2 separate regions of the Mus musculus genome follow, and region 2 is linked to region 1. Evidence: chromatin loops called from intact Hi-C (ENCODE). Cell type or tissue: heart. All regions are shown on one strand. Each heading gives the region's core, and the rest is flanking DNA. Links, peaks and the distances in the headings are about the cores only.

What was found. A loop is a pair of places that touch in the nucleus more often than their neighbours do. Peaks named below come from ENCODE experiments on the same cell type or tissue, not always from the same donor. Only the 100,000 strongest peaks of a DNase experiment are listed, where the experiment ranks them.
Region 2: a loop joins it to region 1, with 5 times the contacts of the local background. A loop is called at or near these places in 5 of 42 quality-filtered maps.

What each region holds. Positions count from the first base shown.
Region 1 is chr9:107,363,693-107,371,624 of GRCm38, reverse strand. No RefSeq gene overlaps it. Among named protein-coding and RNA genes, the nearest start is that of 4930429P21Rik, 14 kb to the right of the region's middle. In heart, for the core only: a CTCF peak has its summit at 4,812 (motif pointing left); no DNase peak of the experiment used is centred there; H3K4me3 peaks cover 316 bases; H3K27ac peaks cover 2,677 bases; H3K27me3 peaks cover 373 bases.
Region 2 is chr9:107,672,278-107,680,209 of GRCm38, reverse strand. Gnat1 (guanine nucleotide binding protein, alpha transducing 1) reads left to right here and starts at 576. Exons shown (of 9, transcript NM_008140.3): 1 at 576-767; 2 at 2,537-2,579; 3 at 2,695-2,836; 4 at 2,924-3,081; 5 at 3,189-3,317; 6 at 3,538-3,667; 7 at 3,861-4,014; 8 at 4,132-4,323; 9 at 4,627-5,773. The coding sequence starts at 662. The coding sequence ends at 4,322. In heart, for the core only: CTCF peaks have their summits at 1,848 (motif pointing right), 2,612 (motif pointing left) and 4,039; DNase peaks (open chromatin) are centred at 1,879, 2,739, 3,779, 4,934 and 1 weaker place; H3K4me3 peaks cover 1,279 bases; H3K27ac peaks cover 349 bases; H3K27me3 peaks cover 3,828 bases.

The DNA of each region.
Region 1 (7,932 bases), core at 2,016-7,015:
CAGGGGTGTACCTGAGGCCACTCTTTTGGAGACAGGAACTCATTGTCATCCTCCAGTCCTGACACTCCTTGGTCTTGCCTCCTGCCTTCTACAGACACTCCCCTCCAGGTAGCTGCCAGGGTCCTCACCTGCTCTGTGGCAGAGACATACCTCAGATAAGGAAAGTTAAGACTTGGGGACTTGCCGGGCAGTGGTGGCGCATGCCTTTAATCCCAGTACTTGGGAGGCAGAGGCAGGTGGATTTCTGAGTTCGAGGCCAGCCTGGTCTACAGAGTGAGTTCTAGGACAGCCAGGGCTACACAGAGAAACCCTGTCTCAAGCCCCCCCACCCCAAAAAAGAACCTTGGGGACTTATAACGACTTACAATGACTTGTAAGGACTTGTTGGAAACACGGAGGCAGGACTTGACCTTGAGGTAGGTCACCAGCTGGGCCAGGCTGACAACCCACTCCCTCCACTGTTGTCCTTGGAAGGCTAAGGGAAAAAAAAAGTACATGGTGGCTCTAAGCACAGCCACACATAGAACCCTCAGGGTGTGGGGTGCAGTGGCATTTATAGCTGCTGTCAGAATATGGCACCTGGAGGTCACTGTGACCAGCTAGGGCCTCTGTTCTTCTGCTTCCATCTTTCTCCTCTGGGAAGGGTCATAAACCAATTTCCTGTTTTCCCAAAGCTGGTCATAAAACCTAGAGAGGCCACTCTGATCGATCCTCTTTTCCCTTAAAGACCCCTGTGTGACAGGTGTCTTGCCCCTTAATTGGAAGGGCCGGAGGCTGGGGGAGGCAGCAGGAGCACCTCTAGTTTATTACCACGAGGTCCCACCCCCTTCCCTTCCGTTTGTATTTCTCCACAGCTGTGCACAATGCATACACAAACAAACAAACAAATAGAAAAAAATTTTAAATTAGCATAGAAATTCTGTCTTTCCTAGTCTCTCCGAGCTCTTCCCAAGACTCATGTGGCATGTAATACTGGCTGAAGAAAGTCCTGCTTTGCTCTGGCTAATCCACCTTTTGTTAGAGGGATATGGGCTACAACCCTAGCGATAGGTAAAGAATCATAGGACATTTTCTCTCCTCGCTATTCTTTCTGGAACTGCGTGACAAGGCTGCTGCCAGAAGATTTCCTGAAGATTACGGTCTGTGCGGTGGGATACAACCGCTTCTAGGTCAGTCCAGCTCACGTTTGCAATGGGAAATCGTGCCCACCCCCCCACCCAGTGCTTGCCTCTCTTATCTCCATAAAAAAATAGCCCCAGGTCCTCTCTTTGTCGGGTGTCATTAGCTGCTCTTCCCTCACTTGGCCAGATTAGATTGGGGCTTGTTAAGGAAGTGGCCCAGGGGTCTTTGTCAGCTGGTGATGTTAAGACTGACCTTGGACTGGTGTGTGGTGGGGGAGTGTAGTGGCAGGGTCCCCTCAACTCTCCTCCATCCCTAAGGCGGGGCAGGGGGTGGGGGAATGAAGGAATGGGGGTGGAAAGAGGAGGGAATGAGGGGGGTGGGGAGTGAAAAAGAAGGAAAGAGGGAGGGAAGACAGGAAGGTGGGAGGGAGAGACTGGCAGGAGGGAGGGGGTAGAAGGGAAAGAGGAAGACGGTGAAGGGAGGAGGGAGAAAGGGAGGAGGGAGGACACAACTGACTGACCTGCAGGGGCTGGAGGGAGGGGGAGCCTGGGCCGCAGGGGAGTCAACCGTGGCTGCAGGAGACAGATAAGGTTGGGGAGAAAGACTCACAGTCACAGAGCAGCTGATGGGAGCGTGGGGATTAGGGGCTCCAAGGACTTGTCTTATGAGCGGAGACCTAGGAAGAGGAAGGCTGGAGGAAAGAAGAGAAAGCCCCTATTTAAGGGAACCCTTCTGCCCTTGGGAAGAATAAGAAAGCACCCCCCTTCCCCTCCCCAGCCACCCACCCCATCCTTGCAGCCCAGCAGACTAGAAGCAGGGACTATCTAAGCAAGCCCTAGTGGCTGGACCCAAGCAGGCTTCAGAGGAGTAGGAAGGTGTGGAAGAGTCTCCCGTGTGAAAGGATGTCTCCCAGCCAAACAAAAGCCGTGCTGGCAGGCCTGGCAACCCATTCCAGCCACTAGAACTGTCCCTGCCCTGTGGGGTTTAGCTACCTTGGCGTATTTGTGTCCTATCTGGCTATGTCCTGTAGGCCCCCAGTCACACTCCTCAGCAGCCTGCCTCAGCCTGATGCCTGTGGTTCTTGCCTGCCACAGGTGGGTAAAGTTGGGCCCCAACCAGCTGGGGGGTTGGCTGTGTGCCTGGTGAGGGAGAGCCCAGTGTTGCCCGATGGCGTTTGTACTGGCTGGTTTTGTGTGTCAATGTGACACAAGCCAGAGTCATCAGAAGGAAGGAGACTCAGTTGAAGAAATGCCTCCATGAGATTCAGCTGTAAGGCATTTTCTCAATTAGTGATCAATAGGGGAGGGCCCAAACCATTGTGAGTGGAGCCATTTCTGGGCTGGTAGTCTTGGGTTCTACCAGAAAGCAGGCTGAGCAAGCCAGTAAGCAGCACCCCTCCATGGACTCTGCATCAGCTCCCGCCTCCAGGTTCCTCCTCTGCTTGAGTTCCTGTCCTGACTTCCTTTGGCGATGAACAGCAATGTGGATGTGCAAGCTGAATAAACCCTTTCATCCCCAACTTGCTTTTTGGTCACGGTGTTTCATTACAGCAGTAGAAACCCTTAGTAAGACAGCATTCTTAGGACCAGATTTTGAACACTCACACCACCTCACTCTCCAAGACAGGAGGTGCTTCTATCCAAGTCTCCAAGACCATGGACGCTGGGCCTCAGGTGTGACAAGCCTAGCCTGAGGCCCCAGAGCCTGCCTTGTTCAAAGGGGTGTTCCTAAGAAACCTAGTCCTTCCTGACCACACAGTTAACACACTGTGTGGATGGGGTAGGACGCTGGCCTCACTCCTTAATTCTTCCTGGCACCAGCATGGAGGACAGGCTGTGCTAAGATGTTAGAAGCTGGGGCTCCTGAGGCTTAGTGGGTGAGACCTCTTCTCTAGGTTTCTAGAAACTGAGCAAGGAGCCTGCCTGCTGCAGTGACTTCCCTGGGGGAGTCCAGCCAATGAGAGTCAGAAAGGGCTGCCCGCATCAGGAGATAGGACCTGTTGGCTGAGTGTCTGGCTCCTGAGAACAGCTGATGGAGATAAATGGCCCTTGTCCCAGGTAGGGGTCAGGGCTGGGTAAGACAGCATTGGGCCTGATGGATTACTCAGGGCTGGGCCAGGAAGAAAGGGATGCCTCCCAGAGCAGATCTGCCTGGGTAGCAGGGACCCACTGCCTGCAGCTTTAGAGTGAGAGCTAAGCTTTTGCACAAACACCTGGTCGCAGGCCCTGTTTGTTCATGTAACCCCACATCTGCTCTCATGCCTGCCTCTCCTGGCCTGCCTGCTATATATAACCTTTCTCCAATCATCCATGTCCCCTTGCCCCGTCACCTTCATGTGCCTCCCATCACATTGGCCTCCTGACTGTTTCTCTAAGAAGCCTCTGGACCTTTGCTTGTGCCATCTCCAACCTAGTCTAGAACCTGTCCTTGCAACGTCCCCTTGGGGTTAGATTTGACCATCCGGCTGGTACTGGAGATGGCCTCCCTTCCCACCCATTCCCACCTTAATCGTCCCATTTGGAAACATTCATACAGGCCTTGCTTATGACCTGTCTCAGCCAGGAACTGGGGATCCCCTAAGAGAAGCCCCCCCTAAGATGTGAAATCCTAATTGTTTTCCCTGACAAGGTCCCCAGAGCATTGAAGACAGGGCAGAGCAAGCTCAATCCGTGGATCAGCAATGTGAGAATTGTTGCCCATCTCTGAGAGACTCTACAGAGGCATATGGCTTTGAGATCCAGGCTCTAGAAAGGGCTGTCTATATGATCAGGACCATAAGAATACTGAACATCCAGAAAGTAGATTCTTAAAGCCCTGCCTGGGCTAGAGCCCGTGGCCAGAGCCCAGAAGGGATGTTGACATAGAGTCAGGGCATCTCTGCCTCCAACATGATAGTGACAAATGAGAGGTGTCTGGATCTTTAATAAATGACAGGGAGGCTGGAGTAGCCCGACGGATGCAGGGCTTTGTGAGGTGGCCAAAGTGAGGGGCACGAGGGGGTGGGGGTGGGTAGGAGGAGGGGACACGGGGACAGGACACATGACAAGATGCTGGGAGGATCCATAAACCCTTCACAACACTGTCCATGATGGAGAACGGGGGATGGTCGCCCTGGCAGCAAACAGTGATGTAAGTCTAGGGCCCAGCTCAGCCTCAGCCATGGAGGGGCAACATCAGAGTCCCCAGTGTCACCCTGGTGTTGGCAGGGGGCAGTAGAGAAACCTCACCACACTCAGGTTCCTCTCCCATTCTGTACTACCCCCTTCTCTCTCCTTCCGTCCTTCTAACCTCCTTGAGCTCCAGGTTCACTTCCTTTCTGGTTCTTTCTGGTTCACTGAGGGTATCAGCAGGCTTCATAGATATGGGTATCTTATGTAGCCAAGCCACTGAGACCCACCCCAGAACGTCACCGCATTTCCTCCAGCCCGGCTTATTCTTTGATTCTTTGCTTTAGAGTGTAGACCTCATCTTTCTTCAACTCTTTTTGGTCCAGATACATCAGAGACAACACACACACACACACACACACACACACACACACACACACACACACACACTCACACACACACTCACACACGCACACACATCCCAACCCCAATCTCTTTGGAGGTCAAGTCCACAGAGCCAAAGGGATCAAGCAAGACAGCCTTTCACTGCTGCCACCTGCTGGTTCATGGAGGTAATACATATTAAACCACCACCACCACCACCGCCAACAATAATTCTGTTCCAATTTCAGGAATAGAGGTGGGTGAAAGAAATTGCATAGGCCTGAGGTAGAGACATGGCCTTGTGGGGGATAGTATTACAATGACTTTTCTAGGCCAGTATCCTGCGCCTTTAATTTCCTTGATCTGGGTGTCACCAGAACCTTGCAGAAAGGTATAAAAAGTGACTTGACCAGGATTGGAGATGGCCTGTCCTTCCTGTACTCTACTGAGCTCCAGTGACTCTGAGGGCCACACCCTGCACATCCTAGTGATAGAGAAAAAAGGCAAGAATGGGACCAAGAAGAGAAGAGGCCTGAAGAGCCACTGGGAGGAGGGTGCAGCCACTGGGAGGAGGGTGCAGCCCGGCCAGGCTCTTCATCTTACCATCCCTTCTTCCTCACAAGTCTCTCATTCCATCCCTCCCCTCTGAAGGGTCTGGAGTGAGCGTCACAGACCCTGGTCAGTACCTGGCTGTTACCCTCCTATATCATTACAGTATTGTGCATAGTTGGTTTTTTTTTTTTGTTTTTTTTGTTTTTTTTTTGTTGTTTTTTTTTTTATTGCTGTGACCAAAGACCCAACAAGAATAACTTAGAGTGCTTTTGGCTCATGGGTTTAAAAAGGATATGGTCCATCAGATGGGCAGGAGAATGGCGTGGCCGGTCACATTATATTTGCAGCCAGGAGGCAGATGAATGTTGTCTTCTGACTGCTTTCTCCTCTATATTTGCTTCAGGTCCCCAGCCCATGGAATGGCATCTCCTACGTTGGGGGTGAGCCCTCTTATCTCTGACGAGACACTGTCTGGAGCATCATGGATACCCCAGAGGCTCACCTCCCAGGGATTTCTACATCTCCTCAAGCTAACAATGAAGATGGATTATCCTGAGCCAGGAGACCGCTCAGTACGCAAAACACCCACCACACAAGCTCAAGGATCCGAGTTCAGATTCCCAGCACCCACATACAAAGCCTGGCACAGCGGCAGGGGTTTGTAACTCCCTGCAGAGAACGTGGGGATAGATGGATCCCTGAAGCTCATTGGTCAGCCGGCCACACTGAACCGATGAGCTCAAGGTGTAGTGAGAGAGCCTGTCTCAAAACAGAAGGTGGCTTGGCTTAGTCACTGTTGTGTTGCTATGAAGAGACATCATGATCACAGAAACTCTAATAAAAGGAAAGCACTTTAATTAAACGGGGATGGCTTACGGTTTCAGAAGTTTAGTCTATTATCCTCATGGTGGGGAGCATGGCAGCATGCAGGCAGACATGGTAGGTCAGAGTTCTACATCCAGACCCAATGGCAACAGGAAGAGAGAGAAAGTGCCCGGTCTGGGCCCATAAAATCCCCAAAGTTCACCCCCAATAACACATTTCCTCCAACAAGACCACACCTCCTAATCCATTCCCTAATGCTCAAACATTTAAGTTTATGAGCCAAACGGGGGCCTTTCCTATTCAAACCATCACAGCCCTTTTTATTCCTGTGTCTCCAGGCTTAGTCCTGCTGCAGCCTGTCCTGGAGCCCCTCCCTCCATCCTGAGGGATCTACTCAGGATAGGGGTAAGAAAGATCGCAAGAGCCAGAAGTAGCTGGCAACTTCAAGGAAACTTCAAAAAACAACAGGGCTGATGCACATATCAATTCACAAAGACAGAGGCAAGATGCAGCAGGCAGTCCTGCTCAGGTCCCAGCTAGCTGTGCCCAGCACTGAGAGAGAGCAGTGGGCCCCGGGTCCCATGCCTACCCAGAGAAGCTCTCTGCAACTGATACCCACTGGCAAAGATAAAATCAGTTTTCTCCAATGAGTGTCACCTGGTATACCAACCACGCCCAAGGGCAGACCCAGGGCCAGAAGTCATTGACCAACACTAAACCAACTCAGTGGCATTTCTGTGGACTGTTTGTTTTGTTTTGTTTTGCTTTGACATTTTTTTTTTGTCTTTTTGGTCTTTTGCATCTTTGTTTTGATTTTGATTTTTGTGAGGTTTTTTTTTAATGTTTCTTGTTCTTTTGGGTTGTTTGTTTATTTTAGAGAGAGAAGAAACATAAAGTTAGTCAAAGGGAAATGGAGAGGATCTGGGGAGAGTTAGAGGAAGGGAAAACATGATCAAAATTTATTGTCTAAATTTTTTTTTAATAAAAAAAAGCCGGGCAGTGGTGGTGCATGCCTTTAATCCCAGCACTTGAGAGGCAGAGGCAGGTGGATTTCTGAGTTCGAGGCCAGCCTGGTCTACAGAGTGAGTTCCAGGACAGCCAGGGCTACACAGAGAAACCCTGTCTCGAAAAAAAACCCCAAACATTTTAGGGGTCTGGAGAGATGGCTTAGGGGAGTGCGGCTGGGTCTTCGAGGGTGTGTCTTTACATGAACTATTTATTCATCCCCTTCTCCCATATTTCGGTTAAGAGCACTGACTGCTCTTCCAGAGGTCCTGAGTTCAATCCCCAGCAACCACATGGTGGCTCACATCCATCTGTAATGGGATCTGACGCCCTCTTCTGGTGTGTCTGAAGTCAGTATACAGTGTACTCATATACATAAAATAAATAAATCTTTATATATATATATATATATATAAAGTAGAAAATAATCTTGGAAGACACTAGTGACCAATCCATAAGCACACATGCACACATACACACACAGGCACATGCAGACGCACATACACACACATGGGCACATGCACTTGTATGTGTACAGGAACATACACCTAAATGAACATATATAACATATATAACATATATAACATATTGCTCCAGCCCAGCTTCTTCCTGGATTCTTTGCCTTGGGATACAGATTCCAGACCCTGCCTTTACCACCCCCAAACCATTCTAGAACCCTCCTATGCAAGACCACCTGGTGGTCTACACAGAGAATTAGGCTACAGAGATGGTGTTTCTAAAACAAACACAAAGAAAAAAAGGAAGAGAAATATGGGAGAAGGAGATGAATAAATAGTTCATGTAAAGACACACCCTCGAAGACCCAGCCGTACTCCCCTAAGAGGGGCAGGGGTAGTGTCCCTGCTGGCCATGGTGGGGGGAGCAGAAATTAAAGCTATTTCTTGGGAGGAAATTGTTCAACTTCCCTGAAAGCAAT
Region 2 (7,932 bases), core at 933-5,932, 310 kb before region 1:
TGTAGACACCATGTACAGGGTCACATTTAACCCTGAGTGGTAGGCAAATAGTCACCTATTCCCTCAGGGCTCCCAGGAGGCACAGTACCCTCTGGTCCAGAGACACCCCACTCTTCTAAGCCACTGCTAATTATGTGAGCCTCTTCTAATCGGTAAAATGGGGCTGAGATTCGGGCACCACCTTCCTCCAAGTTCATGTAAGCTTACAAGATAAGGAGAGGTGACCACAGCTGGGAAAACATTAGGCCCTCTGTGCCTACACCTCCTTCAGCACTCTCCTGCCAGCTCCCAGTCCCCCCACTCCCGGGACTAAAGGGTCTGTTCCCTCAATTCTGCCAAATAAATGTATATAGGACAGGAGTGGAAGAGGACTCTCTAGGATCTCATCTGGAGACCTGGAGGGGGGCAGAGGGGTGCCAAGTCAGCAGTTGAAGGATTGGGGCCTTGCCAGCCAGATTAAAATGCTAGGAGACTGAGCTTCACCTGTCCTTGTCTCTGATTGGCCCTCGGGCATCCCTAGCTCCCAAATCCCACCGAGCTACCCCACCAGGACCTGTGCAGGTCTGTGGAGAGCCAGTTGATTGTTGGCTTTGGGGCCAGAAGGTCGTCTGAGGAGGCCGGGGAGGCTGCCTACCCTGTCCCTTTGCCTGCTGCTGGGACCATGGGGGCTGGGGCCAGCGCTGAGGAGAAGCACTCCAGAGAGCTGGAGAAGAAGCTGAAAGAGGATGCTGAGAAGGATGCCCGCACTGTGAAACTGCTGCTTCTGGGTAGGGGTGTGGGCCAGCGATGGGGAGGGGACAGCTGCCGGGCAGTCAGGCTAGGCAAACAGCCTCTCCTTGAAGCAGGGATTCCTTAGACGGAGGAAGAATGACAGTGTGGTGGGAGCCATTCCCAGGCAAGGCCAGGTGATGATGTCATAGTCCCCAAGGCAAGGATCCCAAGATAATTTCTTGGGACCCTTTTTTTTAAAAAAAAGATTTATTTTATGTAGGTGAGTACACTGTCGCTCTCTTAGACACACCATAAGAGGGCATCGGATCCCATTAAAGATGGTTGTGAGCCATCATGTGGTTGCTGGGAATTGAACTCAGGACCTCTGGTAAAGCAGTCAGTGCTCTTAACCACTGAGCCATCTCTCCAGCCCCTGGGGACACTCTTCTCTGCAGAAGGGTATACCAAACACCATTGTATGAATGTGTGTGTTCAGGCACATTTTGCCCTCAGACTATAGCTGTGGGTTTTCCAGGCCTGCTCAGCAAGGTATTCTTGGCTTTTCTTTCTCTCTTGAGAATAAGGTCTGAGAATAACTCTAGGATCACCCAGGTCCACAAAGGCACTGGGTGCCAGAACTTGGTCATCAGTAGACCTGTGAGACAGCTTTTAAAAGTGGAAAGATGCCAGGCAGTGGTGGCGCAGGCCTTCAATCCCAGCACTGGGAGGCAAGAACAAGTGACTCTCTGAGTCTGAGGCTAGCCTGGTCTACAGAGTGAGTTCCAGAATAGCCAGGCTTACACAAAAGGAAAAAAGGAAGTGGAAAGATATTGAGGCCTACATGGGATAAATAAAGCCAACCTCATGATCCCGTGGGTATTGAGGGGACATGCGGGTACCATTGCTTAACCCCAAAGGGAAAGTTGCTGCTTTAGAAGGGCAGCCAGAGGTACTAAGCCAGAGCCCCAAGAGAAAGGCCAAAGCTAAGCCGGAAATCCCATTAATTGTATCCAACACCCTTAAGGAGTGCAGGCTCAGAAAGGATATCGGCTCTGTCCTCTCCCCCATCTAAGGATGCTAATTCCCTCTGAGTCTCTCAGAGACATCTCCCTAGTTTCAGGTGAAAAGCAGAGGCTGGTCCATTCGGATAGTCCTATGCATGTGGTACTGAAAATCTCCACAAGGTGGCACTAGAGGGTCTTATTTTGATCTCGCAGCATACTAAAGACTTTCTTTTTTTTTTTTTTTTTTAAAGATTTATTTATTATTATATGTAACTACACTGTAGCTGTCTTCAGACACACCAGAAGAGGGAGTCAGATCTTGTTACAGATGGTTGTGAGCCACCATGTGGTTGCTGGGATTTTGAACTCTGGACCTTCGGAAGAGCAGTCGGGTGCTCTTACCCACTGAGCCATCTCACCAGCCCGACTTTCTTTACACAACAGAGTTTTGGGACGCCTCCTCCTTCCCACTGGACACAGTTGAGGTCCCTTAACTGATGTAGGTCCCTTTTGTCACTTACAGCCATTTTTCTTCAGGTTTTTTTTTTTTTTCTTCGAGACAGGGTTTCTCTGTTATAGCCCTGGCTGTCCTGGAACTCACTCTGTAAACCTCGAACTCAGAAATTCGCCTGCCTCTGCCTTCCAAGTGCTGGGATTAAAGGCGTGCGCCACCACGCCCGGCTTTCTTCAGGGGTCTTAAAGACTTTACTTTGAATAGAGATGAGGGCAATGATGATACTTTGACTATCTAGAGGTCTAGTTGGCACCCCAGGGCTCTGATCCAAAAGAAGTGCGGCTCTGAAGCACAGCTTTCCTTTCAGGTGCCGGTGAATCCGGGAAGAGCACTATTGTCAAACAGATGAAGTGAGTGTTCCCTGCCCATCCTAAGGCCCCCTAGTGGTGGGTGGGTGCATGCACATCAGAACCTGTCCTTCCCTACTTGCCCAGGTGGCTCTAACTTTGCTGGTCTTGGCTACAGGATTATCCACCAGGACGGGTATTCGCTGGAGGAATGCCTCGAGTTCATTGCCATCATCTACGGCAACACTCTGCAGTCCATCCTGGCCATCGTTCGGGCTATGACCACGCTCAACATTCAGTATGGAGATTCAGCCCGGCAGGTGAGGCAGGAGGCAGGCTGATGATGGTTAGGCTCATGGCACCTAGCTAGGCTCAGATTCACAACCACTACCCTGCCCCACCACTAGGATGATGCCCGGAAGCTCATGCACATGGCAGATACTATTGAGGAAGGCACAATGCCCAAGGAGATGTCAGACATCATTCAGCGCTTGTGGAAGGACTCGGGTATCCAAGCTTGCTTTGACCGAGCCTCAGAATACCAGCTCAATGACTCCGCCGGCTAGTGAGTACACATGTAGATGCAGGAGGGCAGGGGAGGTGAGTAGGCAGGACCCCGCGGGTGTGATCGCCCACGCCACTCACCCACTCGGACCGGGTGGTCTTCTTCAGCTATCTCTCAGACCTAGAGCGTCTGGTGACTCCAGGATATGTGCCCACTGAGCAGGACGTGTTGCGTTCTCGTGTCAAAACCACTGGTATTATCGAGACTCAATTCTCCTTCAAGGACCTCAACTTCAGGTAAGGCCCCTGCGCTAGGAGCACAGCTGGACTCACTGGGACGTCAGTGTCTTGAGTGAAGGTCCTTGCCAGGAGAAAGGCTGGTCATTTCAGATGCCAAGCGAGATGAGGGCTCTCCAGCTAGCTTAGGAGGACGGGGGTGGGGTTGGGGGGCAGTGGGCATATCCAGGTGACCGACCAGACACACCGATCTAAATCCGGACCCGGCTCTACCCGACAGAATGTTCGATGTGGGCGGGCAGCGTTCCGAGCGCAAAAAGTGGATCCACTGCTTTGAGGGTGTGACGTGCATCATTTTCATCGCTGCGCTGAGCGCTTACGACATGGTGCTGGTGGAGGACGACGAAGTGGTGAGTGCCAAGTGGGACCTGAGTGTTTGAGAAGGGAGGTGGAGCCCTGGGGAGGGGGGCGGACGAGGGCGGGGTGGGAGCCAGTGAGACTCACGGAACAGAAGCTGTCTGGGAGCCGTTGGTGTCGGGAGGGCAGAGACCCAGGGGCAGCTGCTTGCGTAGCCTGATGCCCAACAGCCGCTCCCCTCCCCAGAACCGAATGCACGAGAGCCTGCACCTGTTCAACAGCATCTGCAATCATCGCTACTTCGCCACAACGTCTATCGTGCTCTTCCTCAACAAGAAGGACGTTTTCTCCGAGAAGATAAAAAAGGCACACCTCAGCATCTGCTTCCCCGACTACGATGGTGAGATCCCTAGGCCCGGCCGCCAGGCGGTGCCCCAGTCCCACGATTCCCGCCGCGCGCGCCTTCCCGCGGGAGAAGGTCTTCCCGCGCAGAGCGAATGCTGCTCTTCTGCCGCAGGACCTAACACTTACGAGGATGCCGGCAACTACATCAAAGTGCAGTTCCTGGAGCTTAACATGCGACGTGATGTGAAGGAGATCTATTCCCACATGACGTGCGCTACCGACACACAGAACGTCAAGTTTGTCTTTGACGCTGTCACCGACATTATCATCAAGGAGAACCTCAAAGACTGCGGGCTCTTCTGAGGTGGAGTCCTAGCTAGCCAGACTTTCCGCCATCCTTCGCCTTAATCTCAGGGCGCTAATCCTGCCCCTAGTTCCTCATTAGGTTCACTGCTTCAGACTGACTGCCGCACTCCTAAGCCCCGCCCCACTGCTCTCAGGTTCCACCCATTACCAGAAGCCCCTCCCCCTATTCATTAGCTCAACATCTTTTCATCCCTTCCCAACCTCCAGATGCACTGATTCCAGGGCTGCCCCCATCCCCGCCCCATCCCATTTATTTTGCTGTTCAAGGAGCCTGAGATTCCATTTCTTCTTCTCTTCACAGGTACCTGAATTCAGGTGTGTCTCTTGCCCTGAGATTCTGTAGCCCTGCAGCCCTGTAGCCCTGTAGTCCCCTCAAATACCGTCCTTTCCACAAGCTGCTGCTCTTGTAGCCACACACCCAAAGGCATGAGGCTTGCAGTGCAGACCCTCCCCCAAGTACCCAACTCGACCCTGCTTTTCACCGCCTGGCTGCACTGGCCTCTTGGACCTACAGCAGCCAGCCTGAGCTAGGACACCTCAGGACTTGGGACAGCTGGAACTCACAGTGACTCAGCAGTGCCCTAGTGACCCGTCTGTCTCCAGCCTCTTCTGCTACCCCCAGCAGCAGCAGCAGCTCACCAGCAGATCCCCATTCCACAAACAGCCCTCCCTCACCAGTTTCCACGAAGGACTTGAGGTATCCCTCCCTCAAGCAGTAGGCCGGTCCAGCCTGCTACCTGCATATGACAAGTCCAACACGTGTCCACCCAGTGGTTAGTGACTGTCCCTCCCAGTAGCCTGAGGACTCCAAAGTCCAAGCTCTGGTTTTTGAAGCCTCGTATAGAGAAGTGAGTGACTTTGACGTGGGTGCCAGGGAAAGAAAGACACAAGCCAAACCCATTCCCGAACATCAGACTCAGGGTTTCTCCAGTCCCTTCTCCCTCTGGGTCTTGCCCCTCTGTCCTTGGACACTTCCACACCACACCTCATCCACCCACACACAATACTCAGGGCTGGCTGGTCAAGGTATGCTGTATTGAAGGAGGGTATTATTGACATAGCTATGACCAATAATGAAGCCATGCTGAGGGGTGGCTCAGAGCAGAGTCCAACCCCTATTGATCAACCATGGGCAAAGAATATCCCATGTGAGGTTACAGGCAATTCCATGTGACCATGTTGTCCCTCCTGATTCAGGGCCCATTCCTTAGGAGGGAGAACTGAAAACCAGGCCTAAACCATTAGAGACAATGTCCCCCAACCCCCAGCCACTTCTACAACCTTTGCTTAAGCCTGTGGACCAGAGCCAGTGCTGCTGGAAGAGGCAAGATGCTTCTGGACAGCAAGACTAGGGCACAACCTCTCCCTCCCTTAGCTAGCTGCAGACTCAGCAATAAACCTTTGCACCAGATCTGCTGTCCTTCCTTGGGTCGGCGGGGGAAACTCAACCATTCTGTGTCCTGTACATTTATTAAGGTCCTAATACTAGACATCAGTGATGTAGGGTTCCCAGTACTAGACATCAGTCATGTAGGAAGATTACCTTCTTCCAAGGTAAAGGATCCAGCCTGTCATGGGCTGTGGGATCTCAGAGGGGATTAGTGGATCCAACTCATGGCGTCAGACAGAGGCTGAAGGATATGGAAAACATTACTGGGACAGGTTATGATCAAGAAGGAGTTTTTGCTTACTTGTTTTATGAAACAGGGTCTTACTGGGTAGCCTAGGCTGGCTTTGAACTCACCATCTTCCTGCCTCTGAGTGCTGGGATTATAGGCATGCCTCTTGGATGGCACCTAGTGCCAGGGCATGTGAGACAGATGTTCATCTGACAGATCATAGAATGCATAAGAGCTGGCTGAGCACTTGGAACTGTGGGCACAGGAGCTCAGCGAAGCAGAGAAACAAAAGATGGTGGAAGACAGCGGACAGGGCCAAATGCCAGGAGAGGACTTACAAGAAGCTCTCAAAGCTCGGACGTGAGTGTAGCTAGGATTAGGGTGAGGCAAAGGAGACTCATCACCTCCAGAACAGCAGTGGCAGCCAGGGGCTGGTGCACTAGCTCATGATCTGAATCCCAGCACTCAGAGAGCAGAGGCAGGTGGACCTGTGTGAGCTTGAGACTCTCTGTCTAAGTAGCAAGTTCCAGGCCAGTCAGGGCTACATAGTGACACACACACATACACACACACACACACACACACACACACACACACACAAAGAGATGCTCAGCAGTTTTTTTTTTATTACGTATTTTCCTCAATTACATTTCCAATGCTATCCCAAAAGTCCCCCACACCCTCCCCCCCCCACTCCCCTACCCACCCATCCCCATTTTTTGGCCCTGGCGTTCCCCTGTACTGGGGCATATAAAGTTTGCCTGTCCAATGGGCCTCTCTTTCCAGTGATGGCCTACTAAGCCATCTTTTGATACATATGCAGCTAGAGTCAAGAACTCCGGGGTAGTGGTTAGTTCATAATGTTGCACCTACAGGGTTGCAGATCTCTTTAGCTCCTTGGATACTTTCTCTAGCTCCTCCATTGGGGACCCTGTGATCCATCCAATAGTTGACTGTGAGCATCCACTTCTGTGTTTGCTAGGCCCCGACCTAGTCTCACAAGAGACAGCTATATCACAGTCCTTGCAACAAACGCTTGCTAGTGTATGCAATGGTGGATGCTCAGCAGTTAATAACACATAATGCTTTTACAGAGGACCTGAGCTCAGTTCCCACAGCAGGCTGTTCACAACCACCTGTTGCTCTAGGTCCAGAGGATCTGATGCCTTCTTTTAGCTTTAGAAGGCACCTGGACTCACATCCACATATCCCCACATGCATAGACCCACGTAAAGATAAATAATTAGCAAAATAAGCGGTTGTTGTTGTTTTAATTTGGGTACTGGAGAGAGATGGCTCAGCACTTAAGAGCACTGGCTGCTCTTCCAGGGGACCTGGTTTTAGTTCTCAGCACCACATGGTAACTCATAACCACTTGTAACTCCCATTCCAAGGAACTCAATATCTTCTGCTGGCTTCTGTGGGCACCCTGCATACACATGGTACACACATGGTACATAGACACCCCTACAGGCAAACACCCACAGGCATAAAGTAAAATAATTTTTTAACATTTTTAGTTGGGTGTCTTGGCACACATCTTTGCTCCCCACACTCCAAAGGTGAGGCAGGTGAATCTCTGTGAGTTTGAGGCCAGCCTGGTTTACACAGTGAGTTCCAAGACATCCAGAGCGACATAGAGAGATAATGGCTTTAAAAAGGCAAAAAATTTAATCTTAAAAAAAAAATTAGTTGGGTAGTGGTGGCACACCCCTTTAATCCCAGAGGCAGTCAGATCTTTGTAGATTTGAGGCCAGCCTGGTCTACATAGCAAGTTCTAGGACAACCTACACAAAGAACTATACAAAGAAACACTGTGTAAAAAAAAAAAACAAAAAAACAAAAAACAAAACAAAAACAAACAAACAAAAAAAAAAAACAAAAGCAAATGCCACAACTGAAACAAAGAAGTCAGGAAGTGGCATGGTGGCAGAAGCCTTTGGTCTGCCGAGGCAGGCTGACTTCCTTGAGTTTGAGGCCACCCTGAT